2 separate regions of the Homo sapiens genome follow, and region 2 is linked to region 1. The links are chromatin loops, found by intact Hi-C in ENCODE. Cell type or tissue: HepG2. All regions are shown on one strand.

What was found. Peaks named below come from ENCODE experiments on the same cell type or tissue, not always from the same donor. Only the 100,000 strongest peaks of a DNase experiment are listed, where the experiment ranks them.
Region 2: it touches region 1 in a loop (2.7-fold over the local background); 3 of 110 quality-filtered maps call a loop at or near these places.

The regions. Positions count from the first base shown.
Region 1 is chr11:68,311,312-68,319,311 of GRCh38, reverse strand. LRP5 (LDL receptor related protein 5) reads right to left here and starts at 6,721. Exons shown (of 23, transcript NM_002335.4): 1 at 6,507-6,721. The coding sequence starts at 6,597. It overlaps LOC124900302 (a long non-coding RNA gene), which reads right to left and starts at 5,863. Exons shown (of 2, transcript XR_007062749.1): 1 at 1-5,863. RefSeq lists enhancers at 2,038-2,705, 3,774-4,273, 4,985-5,859, 5,860-6,735 and silencers at 6,157-6,226, 6,237-6,396, 6,587-6,786, 6,807-7,096. In HepG2, a CTCF peak has its summit at 6,836 (motif pointing left); DNase peaks (open chromatin) are centred at 2,281, 3,961 and 5,384; H3K4me3 peaks cover 3,894 bases.
Region 2 is chr11:68,254,363-68,262,362 of GRCh38, reverse strand. It overlaps C11orf24 (chromosome 11 open reading frame 24), which reads left to right. Exons shown (of 4, transcript NM_022338.4): 4 at 1-1,025. The coding sequence ends at 718. Among named protein-coding and RNA genes, the nearest start is that of C11orf24, 14 kb to the left of the region's middle. In HepG2, a CTCF peak has its summit at 4,781 (motif pointing left); DNase peaks (open chromatin) are centred at 4,762 and 5,922; H3K4me3 peaks cover 690 bases.

The sequences.
Region 1 (8,000 bases):
CAGATCACTTGAGGTCAGGAGTTCGAGACCAGCCTGGCCAACGTGGCAAAACCCTGTCTCTACTAAAAATACAAAAATTAGCTGGGCATGGTGGCAGATGCCTGTAGTCCCAGCTACTGAGGCACAAGAATCGCTTGAACCAGGGTGGCAGAAGTTACAGTGAGCCGAGATCGTGCCACCGCACTCCATCCTGGGCGTGAGTGAGACTCCTGTCTCAAAAAAAAAAAAAAAAAAAAAAACAAGGAGCCAGGCACGGTGGGGTGAGGGAGGGCACAGAAGCAGCGCCTCTTCTGGGGGCACCCCCAATCTCTAGCGATCCAGAGGCCTCAGGATCCTGAAGGGAGAAAAAACGTGAAGCTCCGTGCTAGAAGAGACCATAGAGATTGGAATCAGCTGGTTCTATTTTACAAAAAAAGGAAACTGAGGCCCTCAGAAGGTGAGTGCCTCTCAATGCCCCACAGGGAGGCAGGGAGAGGGCTCTGAGCCCTGCAGGGCCCTGGATTCTTGCAATGGGGTGGAGTGGAGCCTGTGCCGCCCCCACCAGGCACCTTCTCAGGAGAGGAGCCGTTGTCATATCCTTGAAGGGGTCCTTGAGCCCCTCAAAAGGCTAAAAACCACTTTCCTCCTTGAGTGAACCTTCACCTCAGTTTAACCACAAGAAAAACTACATTAAGGCCCAGCGCAGTGGCTCATGTCTGTAATCCCAGCACTTTGGGAGGCTGAGGTGGGTGGATCGCTTGAGCCCAGGAGTTCAAGACCAGCCTGGGCAACATAGTGAAACCCTGTCTCTACAAAAAACAACAAAATCAGCTGGGCGTGGTGGTGCACACCTGAGGTCCCAACTACTTGCGGGCTGAGGTGAGAGGATTGCTTCAGCCCAGGAGGTAGAGGCTGCAGTAAGCGGTGACTGAATCACTGCACTCCAGCCTCAGCAACAGAGCAAGACTCAAAAAAAAAAAAAAAAGCAGGCCGGGTGTGGTGGCTCACGCCTGTAATCCCAGCACCTTGGGAAGCCGAGCGGGAGGATCAGGAGATGGAGACCATCCTGGCTAACACGGTGAAACCCCGTCTCTACTAAAAATGCAAAAAATTAGCCGGGCGTGGTGGCGGGTGCCTGTAGTTCCAGCTACTCAGGAGGCTGAGGCAGGAGAAAGGCGTGACCCTGGGAGGTGGAGCTTGCAGTGAGCTGAGATCACACCGCTGCACTCCAGCCTGGGCGACAGAGCAAGACTCCATCTCAAAAAAAAAAAAATTAAATCTCAAAAAAAATTACATTAAGGCAAACTAAAAGATGTTTAAAATATATATATTAAATTAAATACACTCCAATAGAGCAAATAAGAAAATACCCAGAAAACACAATCCCCGCACCCCCAGGACAACCTCCCAGGGGGTCCACAGCAAGAGACCCCAAGCACGAGAGACAGAGAACAGTGTCCCTGTGGCGGAACCTCTGGCCCATCAGGCTCTATTAGAAAATAAGGCTCTTGCCACTGAGAGAAAGAGGCACAGTCGCCCAGCAGCCACGGGCTCTGGCACACCACGAGTCAGGCCAGCAAAGTGTCAACTGCCCCCTACAAGGTGACAAACTAGGACAAACTGGAAACCAGAGGCTGGACCTGGAGCACAGGGACCACCACATGGGGCTGGGGAATGGGCAGGGACCTCAGAGCGCCACCCACATGCCTAAGAGCAGCGCGTATGCGCATGCCTCTGCATGGCTTAGGGACACAGGGAGCTCCCCCCACCCCCAACCCAGGAAGGCAGCCCCCACTACCCAGGTAGGGAACGGATAGGACCAGCACCCCGTTCTGCTCCTAACTCAGGGCTCCAGGCCCCCTCGGGGGCAACCAGCACAGAGCTCAGACCCCAAATATCTTCACCCACCTCCTGGTCCCCATCTGGACAAGGGTGCTGGGGACTGGCTCTCAGTCACACCCTCGGGGTACTCTTCAAAGGACAGCTGGATGCCCCAGGGCAGGAGCTTTTGGCCCCCAGCTCCCTCACCCCAGACACCAGCTCTTGGGACCCCACCAGCATGGGCAAGGTGGACACCATCGTCCCGATTTTGCAGATGAGGAAACTGAGGCTGAGGGCTGGCACACGGCTCTCCAGAGCTGAAGAGAATGCAGAGAGCAGCCGGAGCCAGCCGGTGGGTCCCTGAGGCCGGCTCGTAGCAAGCCACAGCTGCCTCCGCCCATCACACTTGGACCTCACTGGCCCCAGGACAGCCCTCCAGGGCGGCCTGGCACAGAGCCCACACCCTGCTGCTTCCTGAACAAATAAGTGAACAAGGCCACCAAGCCGAGGACCTGGATGTAGCCCCGGCTCCCGCCAGGGCCTCCCCAACAGACTCCCCATTTGGAGAGCGCATTAAGTGTTTCCAAAGCCTCACAAACCACAGATGTCCGGCTGTCTCACGGCTTCTGTAACCTGAACTTGGCCCTCACTCTGCCCTCCCAGCACTCCTCTCAGGGCCCAGGCCCCTCCTCTGAGATGCCAGCACTGACTCCCCAACTTGTCCCCATCACCTGGCTCGTTCCTGAACCTCGGCAGGAGAGTCTCAGGCCAGATCCTCCCACCAGCCACCTCCACCAGGATGCAGGAGGCATGAGACCTGCTCGTGCCGGCTGGGAGATGCAACCAACCAAGATCAATCCAATCAGCGGATGAACTGACAAATATAATGTGGTCCCTCCACACAATGGAATATTATTCAGCCACAAAAAGGGCTGAAATAGGCCGGGCGTGATGGCTCACACCTGTAATCCCAGCACTTTGGGAGGCCGAGGCCGGCAGCTCACTTGAGGTCAGGAGTTCAAGACCAGCCTGGCCAACATGGTGAAATCCCGTCTCTACTAAAAATACAAAAATTAGCTGGGCGTGGTGGCGGGCACCTGTAATGCAAGCTACTTGGGAGCCTGAGGCAGGAGAATCACTTAAACCCAGGAGGCAGAAGTTGCAGTGAGCCAAGATCGCACCACCGCACTCCAACCTGGGCAACAGAGCAAGACTCCATTTCAAAAAAAAAATAAAAGGCTGAAACACCCATACGTGGTACTACTTGGATGACTCCTGAAAACGTTACAGTAACCAAGGAAGTCAGCCACGAAGACGCATTGTAAGATTCCCTTCATGCAAAATGCCCAGAACAGGCAGAACCACAGAGGCAGAAAGTCGACTGGTGTTCACCAGGGGATCCGGGGAGAGGGAACGGGAAGTCACCGTGTAATGGGTATGGGTTTTATTTTGGGGTGATGGAAATCTCTTATAACTTGATAGAAGAGAGGGTTGTAAACACTGTGAATGTACCAAATGCCTGCCTTCTATACTTTAATATTTTATATTATATAAGTTTCACCTCAATTTAAAAAAAAAACAACTCGACACCTTTCACCTAGGAAAGATCTGGCTTTAGCTTGCATTTCCTGTAACTCCTGCCTAAAGCCTTCCAGAAGCTTCCGCTGCCTTGTGGATCACAACCAGACTCCACAGCATGATCTGGCCTCTAAGGGCCTCTCGCAGGACACCCCGAGGGTGAAGGAGCACCCGTGGGCCCACCTCTGCATAGCTGCAAAGCTTCTTTCCCTGTCCTCCCCTCTACATGGGAAGCTCTGCCCGCAGGGGCGGGGCCTTATCTGCCATTCTATCGCACTCAACCCTAGCACTTCACTCGGTAGCAGACACCAAAGCAAAACAGCAACAGCATTATACCGGGCCAGGTGCACGTTAACTCACTGAATTCATGGTAGGAAGGATTCTATTCCCATTTTACAGGTGAGAAAACTGAGGCACACAAAGGTAGCATCAGCTTCCTAAGCCTCCCAGCACAGGAAGCGGCCAGGCTGGAATCAGACCCTGGGCGCAGGGGCTCTGTCCACAGTGCTAACTAACTACTCCTGCCCCCGAGGGCTGCAGCGGTGAGTGAGTGAGTTTGTCAGTGGACTGGATGTCCAAGGTCATACAGGAAAAATCCAGACTATTGTAATAACAGCCTCTAGACCGGCTGGGGCCAGAAAGATCGAGGACGCTGACACACAACTGCGCTCACTGCAGCTCTGCCAGGGATGGGGCTAAAGGTCTCACACAGGGCAGTTAGGGCTCCCCATAGCCTGGGAGAGGAACGGGGTGAGATAACAGAAACTAGGTATGGTGCCCGAAGTCAAACAGCCACTGAGCATGTAAACCCAGGTGGGTCTGACCCCAAACCCCTCCACCCCCATCAGCCCTGCAACCCGTCGCTGCAAGGGAGAAAGCAACTCAGAGGCCTCACCTGCCTACATCCCCCACCCGTGTGTGTGAGTTCTACTAAATGCCTGAGCAGTGACACAGCACGGCTGAAATTAAACGGGTTCCAAAAACGACAGGAAGCACGAGGTGAATCTCCCCAGGAAAGTGCTGAACAAATGCTGGATCGGGTTCACCGGCGAATTTCTTGGAACTGAAGAGGGGAGCTAAACACACGGGGCCCTGCTTTGGAGGGGACTCTCTCAGGGTGCTCCACACAGCACTTGGTTAACCCCACTCAGCCCTTCTGGGCTCTCCCAGAGGGCCCGGCCTTGGCCTTGGGCATCTACAGGAGGAACCTCCAGGGGGAGAGGGGGTGCCTGGACAGGCCGGCCCTGGAACAAGCACTTGGGCCCCGAGGAGAGAGGACTAGGGCTTGGGAGCTGGGGAAGTTCTCAGCACTGGGACCACTAGAACAAAGCCATTTCCGTGCGTTCACAGCTTCCAATTGCAACAGGAAGCAATCAGGAAAAATAATTAGCGGCCCACTTACTGGCTTCGCTGAGGTCCGAGGCATGTATTTCACACAGTAAAACCAGGGATATAACATCAAAACCGTTCTGCAGAAAGATTCCTCCCTTTCCTTCCATTTTAGGCCTGGATCACCACATTCACTGGGGCTCCCAGGCCTTGCTGCCTAATGTTAAAATAATCAACTCTATTTTTGCCTCACACACAACTGAACTCTACAGCTATAATTCTTTCTCCTCAGGGGCTCGAACCACATGGACGACAGGCATTTGACTCCAGCAACATCACCCCAAAACGTGCACAAAACCCAAAACTGCAATGAGGTGAAAGGCAACGCGGTCGGCCTAGAAACCCCCCCTTTAAAACAAACAGTTTCCCCAAAACCCCTTTTGCCTCCTTGACCCAGGCATTTCCGGAAAAAGGAGCGGCGCTGGCCTGTACTCCCCAGATACTGTCGCTGTTTTGTCTTCACCTTGTTTTGCTAGCTCCAGACAAGGCCCCACAATGTAAACACGCTCCTGAAAGAGGCAGATTTGGGGTGAAACTGTCCATAGAATCTCTAGGCTTGGGTCAGAGGCAGGAGGACGTGAAACAAACTCCAAGCTCCTCCTGTTCCCCGCTGTCCCCCACACCTCCAAGCAGAGGCTGCAGCCTGGGGGATCTGACTACAGGGCCACCCCGCTGCACCATTCACACTGGAAATATTCAGGGAGACAGCTGTTTGCCTTAAGGAGGCCCAGACAAAGGGGCCCGAGGTCCTCCCCGCTAAACTGCCACAAACAGAACAGGAGCCGCGGCGTGCACAGGCACTTGCGGCCGTGCCACTTGGCCAGCCATACTCCAGAAAAACAAAACACGCACATCCGAAGAGAATGATTTAGGTAGCAAGAGGCTTGCTTGAAAAACCACATGGCAATCTCCAAATTAAAAGAACATGTGTAGCGTTTCACGACTGCTTAAGTTTCCTGAGTCCTCCTGACCTCAACTCCACCCCCTGGGAAACACCAAAAGTTGGAGAGAAAGTTCCCCCGCCCTACCTCTCCCCACGGGAGTGTACAACTGAGGCACAAGCCTGCCTCCCCCACTGCCCCGCGATCTGGGACCACGTCACCTCCGCGTAGCCGACCCGGGGATGGACACTATCTGGGGACCCGGCGGCCACACGGGGCATTCGGGTCGCCCGGGCACCTGGCAGGTGTCAGTCCGCTTGGAAACCCACAGCCACGCGGCTCACAGGAGCAGCGCCACCGGCCAGGCCGCCCCGCGCCCGGGCTCAGAACTTTCTCGCTGCAACTTCAGCCCGTCCTCGGAGCACGCGGGGCGGCCGCGCGGCCGCTGGAAACAGGCTTGCGAACCGGCTCCCCGGGCCAGGCCCGCCTCCGCGCCCCAAGTCCCCGCTCGGTGCCCGGCCCGGGCCACACGGGCCCAGCGCGGGCTCGGCTCGGCTCCCGGCTTCCCGCGGGCTCGGGCAGGTGAGGACCCGCCCGCGCCGCACCTGGCGGAGCGGGCGCCCTCCTCGCCAGCCCGGGACGCAGCGTCCCCGGGGAGGGCCCGGGTGGGGAGACAAAGGGCCCGCGCGTGGCGGGGACGCCGGGGACGGCAGGGGGATCCCGGGCGCGCGCCCCAACTCGCTCCCAACTCGCCAAGTCGCTTCCGAGACGGCGGCGGCGCCCGCGCACTTGGCCGCGGGGCCGCCCGGGCCATTGTCCGAGCAACCCGCGGCCCCCGGCCGGCCTGCGCCCACCTACCCGCGGCGGGGGCCGGGCAGCCGCACAGCGCCAGCAGCAGCAGCAGCAGCAGCAGCAGCGGCCACGGCGGCCCGGGCGGCGCTGCCTCCATGTTGTCCGGCGGCCGGACGGGCCCGCGCCGCGCTCACTCGGGCTCCATGGCGCGGCGGCGGCGGCTCCTCGCGCGGCTCCCGGCGCCTCCGCCTCCCCCCTCGGGCGCCGCGGACCAGGACGACGGGGAGGAGGGAGCTGGGCGCGCGGGAGCGGAAGCCGCGCCGCGTCTCCGCCCCCCGCCGCCGCCACCCGCGCCCCCCGCACCGGCCGCGCCCTCCCGCGGGCGCCCCCCGGAGCCGGCCGGCGGCCAGGCGGCCCCAGCGGCGCAGGTCCCCGCGGCCCCTCCCCGCGCTCCCCGCCCTGCCCTGGAGGTGCCTCCGGGAGGCTTGGCGCGGGGTTTCCGCCCCGCGGGGCCCGGCGGCCGATCGGGGCCCGGAGCCAGGTGTGTCACCTGTGGAGCCTCTATGAGTGGGGAAACTGAGGCACGGAGCAGGGCGGGGTTGCCCAAGGGCACACAGCGAGGCAGTTTCAGGGCGGGCAGCCTGGGGCCCCACGGGGCGGCCCCGGACACTTGTTCTCACCTGTGGAGGGCAGAGAAGGGAACAGGGAGAGAAGTGGCCGGCTGGGAGTGGAGGTGGGTTTGAGGTTTTACTGTAAACTAAATGTGTACCCTCTACCTTAGTTATGAATTATGAGACACGAAGACTGCGAAACAGACACACTCCTCTAAAAGTGCCTCTAGGCTGACAGGGAGAAAGTCCCGCCAGGCTCCCAGACGCCACCTTTGAGTCCTTCAACAAGCCCGCCAGGGCCTCTTGCCCACCGGTGTCAGCTCAGCCACTGAACCCTCCAGGAAGAAGACGTGCTGGTAGGAGAAGAATCTCACCCAGGCACAGCCTGGAAGGGGCACAGAAGGGGCTCTGGAACCAGCAAGCCCAAGTTGGAACTCCCAGTCTGCTACTTTCTAGAACGACTGTGCCCTTGGCGGGTCTAAGTAGAACCTCTCCGCGCACTCTTTCCTCCTTTGTAAAGTGGGGACAGCAATGGCCACCTTGCAGGTTCAGAGAGGGCTTGCAGTACCTCACAGAACTGAGTGCCCGTGAACGTGTGTGTTCCTCCAGATTTGTGACAGCTTTGCCAGGCTGGAGTCAGGCTGAACGCCTCTGCCCTCATGGGGTTTATATTCTAGGAAGACCAACAAAAACAAGAAGACGGAAAATTAAAACAACAAAAGCCCCATTGACAGGCCATGAAGAATGCCATGAGAAATGAAGGGCGTTGTGCTGCAGTGTTTGGGGAAACTGGCTTAGGGAAGGAAGGACACTTGAGCTGCTACCAAGGAGCAGCCGTCCGGTGGGAGGGCAGTTCAGGAAGAGCAGACATCCACGGAGGAGGCGCTGGGGCAGAGGGCAGCCTGGTCGCTGGATTCGGGGGAGGAACCACATCAGGCCATGAGCTGGA
Region 2 (8,000 bases), 57 kb after region 1:
CACACGTGCTCAGACTGTAGCGACCACAGCAAACACAAGCAGCCCCATGAGCACTCGTCCAAGTCCTTCCAAGCACATGCCCAGTGACACCGCGGCAAGCCCTGTACCCCCTATGCGTCCCCAAGCACAAGGTCCCATTAGCCAGGTGTCAGTGGACCAGCCTGTGGTTAACACAACAAATAAATCCACACCCATGCCCTCAAACACAACCCCAGAGCCCGCCCCCACCCCCACAGTGGTGACCACCACCAAGGCACAAGCCAGGGAGCCAACTGCCAGCCCAGTGCCAGTACCTCACACCAGCCCAATCCCTGAGATGGAGGCCATGTCCCCCACGACACAGCCAAGCCCCATGCCATATACCCAGAGGGCCGCTGGGCCAGGCACATCCCAGGCACCGGAGCAGGTAGAGACTGAAGCCACACCAGGTACTGATTCCACTGGGCCAACACCCAGGAGCTCAGGGGGCACTAAGATGCCAGCCACGGACTCGTGCCAGCCCAGCACCCAAGGCCAGTACATGGTGGTCACCACTGAGCCCCTCACCCAGGCCGTGGTAGACAAAACTCTCCTTCTGGTGGTGCTGTTACTCGGGGTGACCCTTTTCATCACAGTCTTGGTTTTGTTTGCCCTGCAGGCCTATGAGAGCTACAAGAAGAAGGACTACACCCAGGTGGACTACTTAATCAACGGGATGTATGCGGACTCAGAAATGTGAGGGGGGCGGGGGCCTGGCGGGAGGCCTGGCCCCTTCCTCGTCCTTTCCTTTTGCCTTTGAGACCAAACCAAGTGCTTCCAAATTCTTTTGGTGCAATTGAGGAGATATGCCAGATGCTTAAACACATTTAATTGCTGTCAGATTAATTCCATGATCACTAAAGAGTTGCTGCTTTTTTCATATTTATTTTTGTAAATGATTCTGTGCCCAGGAGCAGCTGGGGGTTCCACCTCAGGGTGGGGCGGGCAGGACCCCGTCTCCCCAGGTGTCGGAGCCTGACCTGAATTAAAGTACTGACTGCTCGCCACAATCGTGTGGGTGCATCCTGCTCCTTGGGGAGCCTTGCTTTCTGCCGTGCACGTGGCAGGGTTTTGTTCTGTGAATGTGCACCATCACTCCGCACCCTGGAGGTTGACTGTGTCGTTGCCACTGACTTGGGTTTCTCCCTGGTACCCACGCCCGCCCTGGTGCTTGCTGGGAGGCTCCTGGGCCCCAGAGGAGGCCACAGCCAGCATCTTTAATCCTTTTTCTGACCTGTTCGATGAACCTCCTGGAGCCAGCCTTAGGGGTGAAGGAGCTAAATTCAACACATCACCCCCGTGGTGTGGCCAGCTCGGCCTGAACCTGCGCAGAACAGAATCTGATCCTGCCCTGCTCATGAGGTGGGGTCACTATTGCTAGTCCTGAATAGTGCAAGTCCCTTGCTCCAGGTAACCCAGGACCCCAGGGCCAGTCCTGGGATTCGACCCCGGAGCCTGCTCCTTAGGCCAGTTCCCCTGGATTCCAGGCTCCCATCCTGAACATCCAGCCAGCACTTGCTCTGTGCTTGTTACATGCCTGCCCTGTCCCTGTGCTGTGTGAATGTGACTTGCTGTGTGAGTGTAACCTGCTGTGTATGACCTGCTGTGTGAGTGTAACCTACTGTGTGTAACCTGTGTGTGACCCGCTGCGTGTGTGTGATCTGTGCGTGTGTAATGTGCTGTGCGTGTGTAACTTGCTGCGTGAGTGCAACCCACTGTGTGTGTGTAACCTGCTGCACATGTGTGACCTGCTGCATTGCCTCAGCCCCAGGAGATCAGCATCACAATCTCCATTTTGAAGACGGGACCACTGAGGCACAGAGCAAAGTCACTCCTGGAGGCCCAGAGTCAGGATTGAGCCCTGGTCCTAGAGTCCCAGCTGTTTGTTTAACTAGGTTCCTTTGCCACCTGCCCAGCCTGAGCTTGGCCTTTGGTCCTTCATCTGCCCACCTGCCCAAGGCAGCAAGAGCTGATGGGCCACACGTGGCCAGGGCATCTTGTAAGGCCATGTTCTCAGGCCAGGTCTGCGGCTGCTGAGACCTGGAGCAAGCTATAGAGTGTTCTGGAGCTCGGCTTCTTCCTCTGGGAAATGGGGAGAGACAGAGCAGCATCTGCTGTAAACATGGCAGCATGGGGCCCCACCCAAAAGTGGTTGTGGAGTTGGCTGTGGCTTCTCAACCACCTGGCGCTGAGGCAGAGCTGATCTTTGTCCGGAATCTCCTGTCTCCCACTCACCAAGATCTCCCTGGGCTAGGTTTGGGTGGCCAGCTTCTTATTTAAGTTCATCTCCAAAAAGGATGTCAAAGGGCCTGGGATAAAAGGCTAAGACGGTAACTCCCAAACCATTTGAAGTAACTTCAAAGCCGAGGCTGGGAAAATATGGAGTGGGGAGAATGGGTCAGAAGCTGCCCCCCAGTCCTCTCCTCCTGTCTTCTCCCTCACTGCACCCCGGCTTCCCCAGCCTTTTCTTTCTCATTGTCACGTCCTGCTGGCCCCTTCCCCTCTCCCAGCCTTCACTGCCTGAGTCAGGCCTTCTGGACTGACAGCCACACTCCACAGAGCTTGTGCCTGACTGTCTCCTTTCCTGGCCATCACACATCGGAGTCGCATCTGCATGCTTAACTACAGGCACTGGCGCTGGCTGGGAAGGTGGTTGGTTCCAGCCCCTGGCTTGTCTCCCTTGCCATCTTGAGCTCTAGGCCAGCTCGCAGCATTGTCCTTGAATCTGACAAGACACCGTCTGCCCGGAATGGGCAGCTCTGCCCACCATGGGTAGACAATCGGAGCTGTGGAGGATGCCCTTTCCTCTGCCTGACTTCACCCCAGTGGCCCAGGCGAGGACCAGCCTGCTAAGGGTCAGCTCTCCACCCTGGCTCATTGAGCCTCCCCTGGGAGAGCCAGAACCCTGGGCCTGTGTGAGCTGTGGCTTGGGGGGTGTTCTCATAGACTGTGGGCACCTCGTTCCTTTCTGGGGAGGTAGGATGAAGAGTAACCTGCAGTGCTGGCCTTCAGCTTGTGACTAACGGCCTCTGCCTGGCACCCCTACATCCAGGGAGTGGGCCACAGGGATCTGCAGAGTCAGCCAGTCAGTCCCCCTGCCCCAGCCAGGGCCCCCAATTTTTTTTTGACAGAATCTCACTCTGTCACCCAGGCTGGAGTGCAGTGACACGATCTCGGCTGAGTGCAGCCTCTACCTCCTGGGTTCAAACGATTCTCCTGCTTCAGCCTCCCGAGTAGCTGGGATTACAGGTGCATGCCACCATGCCTGGCTAATTTTTGTATTTTTAGTAGAGATGGGATTTTGCCATGTTGGCCAGGCTGCTCTCAAACTCCTGATCTCAAGTGAACCACCCTCCTCGGCCTCCACTGGGATTCCAGGCATGAGCCATCGCACCCAGTCTCCGAATTCTTTTATCCTCTGAGAGCATTGGTCACACTCTCCCCCTCCATCCTTGGGGGTCCTATTCCAAACCCCCTGCCATTGTTCTCTCTTGGATGGCGTTCCTCCTGGACCACAGGTGCCTCAAACTCAGCATCCAAGGCCAACCTCAGCATCGGCCCCCAGGAGTGTGTTTGGCCCCAGGGGTCCTCCCTGTACCTAATGGCATCCCCACGTGGGCTAACAGATTTAGAAACCTGTGCTTCCCCCTGAGTCCAACTGGCCATCCTAAAGGTTTCAGTACTCCGGCCGCTTCCCCTGTCCTGACCCCAGCTGCTGCCCGGCCTTGGGCCCACCACCAACTGCCTGCCCACTCTGCTCCCAGACAGCCTGGCTCATCCGTTCTCCACCCTGCGGCAAGGGACCCGTCAAAACACAAATCTAACCACACCCGTCCCTGCCGAAAGCCCCAAGCTCCTCTGCCCAGCACTACAGGCCCAATGCAGCCCCCTGTGGTGAGTCCCAGCCAAACAGAGCTCAAGGCGCCCCCGTCGCAGACCTGTCCAAATCCAGGGGCTCCGGGCTTTCTTCTCCCTGCCTTGGAGGACACGAGACTGCAAGATAAGCCAGGTGCCATCCTGGCCTACACAAAGTCCCATTCAACTCACTTTATCAGGTGCCTAGTGAGCACCTACTGTTTGCCAGCCCAATGGGGATTCAGAGATGACGTGGCCCAGGAGCCCCCGGTGCGGTGGGTGAGACCTGCCTTGTGAGGAACACAATGAAGGTGAGGGGTGGGCTCAGAGAAGGTGCCTCCTCCACCCTGGGGAGCTCAGAGAGCTCAGAGCCCCCCTCAGGCTTTCTGTTCCTGCGGCAGGGGCAGTGGCTCATCCGGGGCCTAGCACAGCACTGACACACAGGAGGTACAAAGTCCCTAACTGATGGGTGAGAGTCCACACAGAAGGTGCCAGAAGGCCAAACAGAAGTGAGAGTCCAATTCGGGGCTTGGCCCCAAAAGGAGCTCTCGTCCCTTCACAGTGAGGAAACCAAGGCACAGAAAGGCCAGGTTGCTTGGCCGAGGTCATCCACCAAGCAAATGGCAGCACAGCATTCACACTGGATCTGTCTGCAAATGTTGGGCGTGGCTCAGGAGCACACGATGGCCACAGGGAGCAGAGGCTCCTCCAAAGCCGTGAGAGCTGAGCATTCACACCGGATCTGTCTGCAAATGTTGGGCGTGGCTGAGCACACCACGGCCGTAGGGAGCAGAGGCTCCTCCAAAGCCTTGAGAGCCCCGGCAGGGCATGGCCTCGAGCTCGACAGGGCATGGCCTCGAGCCAGCCAGTTTCTCTAGGAGCAGGGCCGCATCTCTTGGTAGAGGAAGTCCAAGGGCTCCCCCTGGCGGGCAAGGCTCCCTCCTAGCCTTCTTGTTTTTTGTTTTTTTGAGACAGAGTTTCATTCTTGTTGCCCAGGCTGGAGTGCATCTTGGCTCACTGCAGCCTCTGCCTCCCGGGTTTAAGCGATTCTCAGCCTCCTGAGTAGCTGGCATTATAGGCGCCTGCCACTACGCCCAGCTAAGTTTTTGTATTTTACTAGAGACGGGGTTTCACCATGTTGGCCGGACCGGTCTGGAACTCCTGACCTCAAGGTGATCCTCCTGCCTCGGCCTCCCAAAGTGCTGGGATTACAGGTGTGAGCCACCACGTCCTGCCCCTCCCAGCCTATTTCACCAGCCCTGGTGCTGGCCTTGGCTAGAGACACCATCCCACCCTCCGGCCCCCTGCGCCTACCATTCCATGTTTGCAGGTGGAAACCCCTTAGCCCGCTCCCCTGACAGCAGGGAGTCTTGCCGTTACCCCACACCAGAGAACTCTGGCCCTCTTCGATTGTTCCAGGCCAGGGGGGCTCGGCTTCCACTATGGGATGGATTGTTCTAGGTGGTATTAGGTCATTTGCGCCTGTAACTGTCTCCCACCAGAAGGAATCCACGAGTTCAGGGAGAATGCAATGAACTCACAGGCAGCCCCCCGGGCCTCGGTCCCAAAACCCACCAGCTGGGTCAGTTGGGACAAACCACGACCATACTCAGCCACAATTTCCGTATCTACAGCTTTGCTTCAAGATCCAGCGCAGTGGCTGACACAAGCCGATACTTTTTAGAATATGGACTACGTTCGACTACGTTGAATTCTCTGTGATGGTCTTCCTGCTCCCCGCCCCAGCCCTACTCATCCTCCACACAGCAGCCGGAGGATATTTTAAAAACACAACTCAGCTCCTAATACTCCCCTGCACAGCAATCCCCGATGGCCTCCTGCTGTGAGCAGGAAACAAAATCCAAACATTTGCAGTAAAAACACAGATGAAAAATCAGGGAGATGCGGGATCCAGGCAGAGAGGCCAGCAATGCGGAGCCCCCAGGACAGATCCAAGGCCACAAGTGTGAGGAGAGAAGGGCCCTGGGGAGAGTGAAAGAGACAGGCCGGTCCCAGGGGACAGCGGCGGGGGAGGAGCGGGAGAGCCCAGGAATGCACAGGGAGTCACGTTATCCAGTTCAGAGTTTAAAAGATGACTCTGTTGCTTGAGGCTGAAGTCATAGGCTGTCTGAGGTGTGCTTTAAAATGCTTCCACATCAGGAGAAGGGGGCAAGAGAATCGTGCCACAAGACACATGTGGCTGCCATCCATCCAGCATGGCTGATGGCTTCATGGAAGTGGGGGGTCTGTTTCCCACTCTCTCCATGTTTGTGTGTGTTTAGAAATTTCCATCATCAAAAGTTAAAAGAGGCCAGGCTTGGTGGCTCATGCCTGTCATCCCAGCACTTTGGGAGGCCGAGTTGAGTGGATCATTTGAGGTCAGGAGTTTGAGACCAGCCTGGCCAACATGGCAAAACCCCATCTCTACTAAAAATCCAAAAATTAGCTGGGTGTGGTGGCAGGTAGGTGCCTGTAATCCCAGCTACTCAGGAGGCTGAGGCAGGAGAATTTCTTGAACCCAGGAGGTGGAGGTTGCAGTGAGCCGAGATTGCGCCACCGCACTCCAGCCTGGGTGATAGAGTGAGACTCCGTCTCAAAAAACCCAAAAGTTAAAAGAAAAAGTGAATGGAAGGGAGGGAGGAGGGGAGGAAGAGTTTCAACTTCTATCTCATAAGTACACGATCACTTTGGCTGCAGATAGAGAGGCCTGGCTGGCTCGGTCATCCGCGGAGTGAGGAGGCTGGCTTGGACCAGGGTGTGTTCACACAGATGGACAGAAACCGAGGACCCTAGGGGCCACTTTGGAGGCTGAGTCAGCAGAACGTGCACTGCTTCCTTATGTACGATCCACGTGCCCACGGCAGGAGCCGGGGTGACCCCTGCATTTTTGGTTTGAGAAGGTGGAATGGTGGAGGGATCGTTTCTCGGGGGGAGGGAAAGGGTGAACCTTTATTCCCAGTGCTTCACACGTGAATTCATTTCATCCTCACCACAGCCCTGCGAGATAGTATGTCATCATCATCAGCCCCCCGTTTAGAGGGGAAACTAAGGCCTGGGGAATTCATGAACCTGCCCACCGTTACACATGTCACATTGCTGGTAGGTGACCCCAGCTTCTATGCTTTTACCACTAGACCATACTGCCTCTTTTTTTTGTTTGTTTGAGACAGAGTCTCACTTTGTCACCCAGGCTAGAATGCAGTGTCATAATCTTGGCTCACTGCAACCTCTGCCTCCTGGGATCAAGCAATTCTCCTGCCTCAGCCTCCAGAGTAGCTGAGACCACAGGCGCCTGCCACCATGCCCCCTTAATTTTTGTATTTTTAGTAGAGACAGGGTTTCACCATGTTGGCCAGGCTGGCCTCAAACTCCCGACCACAAGTGATCTGCCCGCCTCAGCCTCCCAAAGTGCTGGGATTACAGGTGTGAGCCACTGTGCCCGGCCTATACTGTCTCTTGATAAGGGGGTACAGAAGGATTTGGAGAGAAGGTGGCCCAGAAATCAAGAGTCCTGCTGTGGGTTGTGAAGGCAGAGATGCCTATTGGATGCCAGGCAGACACTGGCCGTGAGTCTGAAGCACAGGGAAGGTCCCCACAGGACTGGTAGAGTGCTTCACCGCCTCCCCACGTGGCGGGAACCATTTCTAAGCCCACTTTCAGATGAGGAAATAGACAACAGGGGAGGTAGGTGACTTGCCCAAGGTCACACACAAGGTAAGGGGTGGGCCCAGTCCACCTGACTCCTGAACCCCAACTTCACCAGTGCTGCGTGCTCCGGGCACACGCTGAATGTACTTGAAGCACAAGATGAGCCCCGCTGGGCAATCTGGACTTCAGAGTGAAAAACTCACTGTCTTTTATGAGCCAGGGCCCACGGCAGGGGCCTGGTCCCGCTTTGCTGACTGTAGAGATGCCCGCTTGGACAGGACACAGCAGGAGGGCAGCAGGCACGAAGACGTCAGGTGAGCAGAGAGAACCACGGAGTGGCGCCAGGCGGGTAGGCCCAGCACATGAGATTCCGGGGGCCCTATACGTGGAAATGCATGAAGAAGGAAGACTCCACCCCAGCCTCTGGCCTTTCTCCTGAATCTCTGGGAGACCCCCCAACTCAGCATCTGAAAGATCCA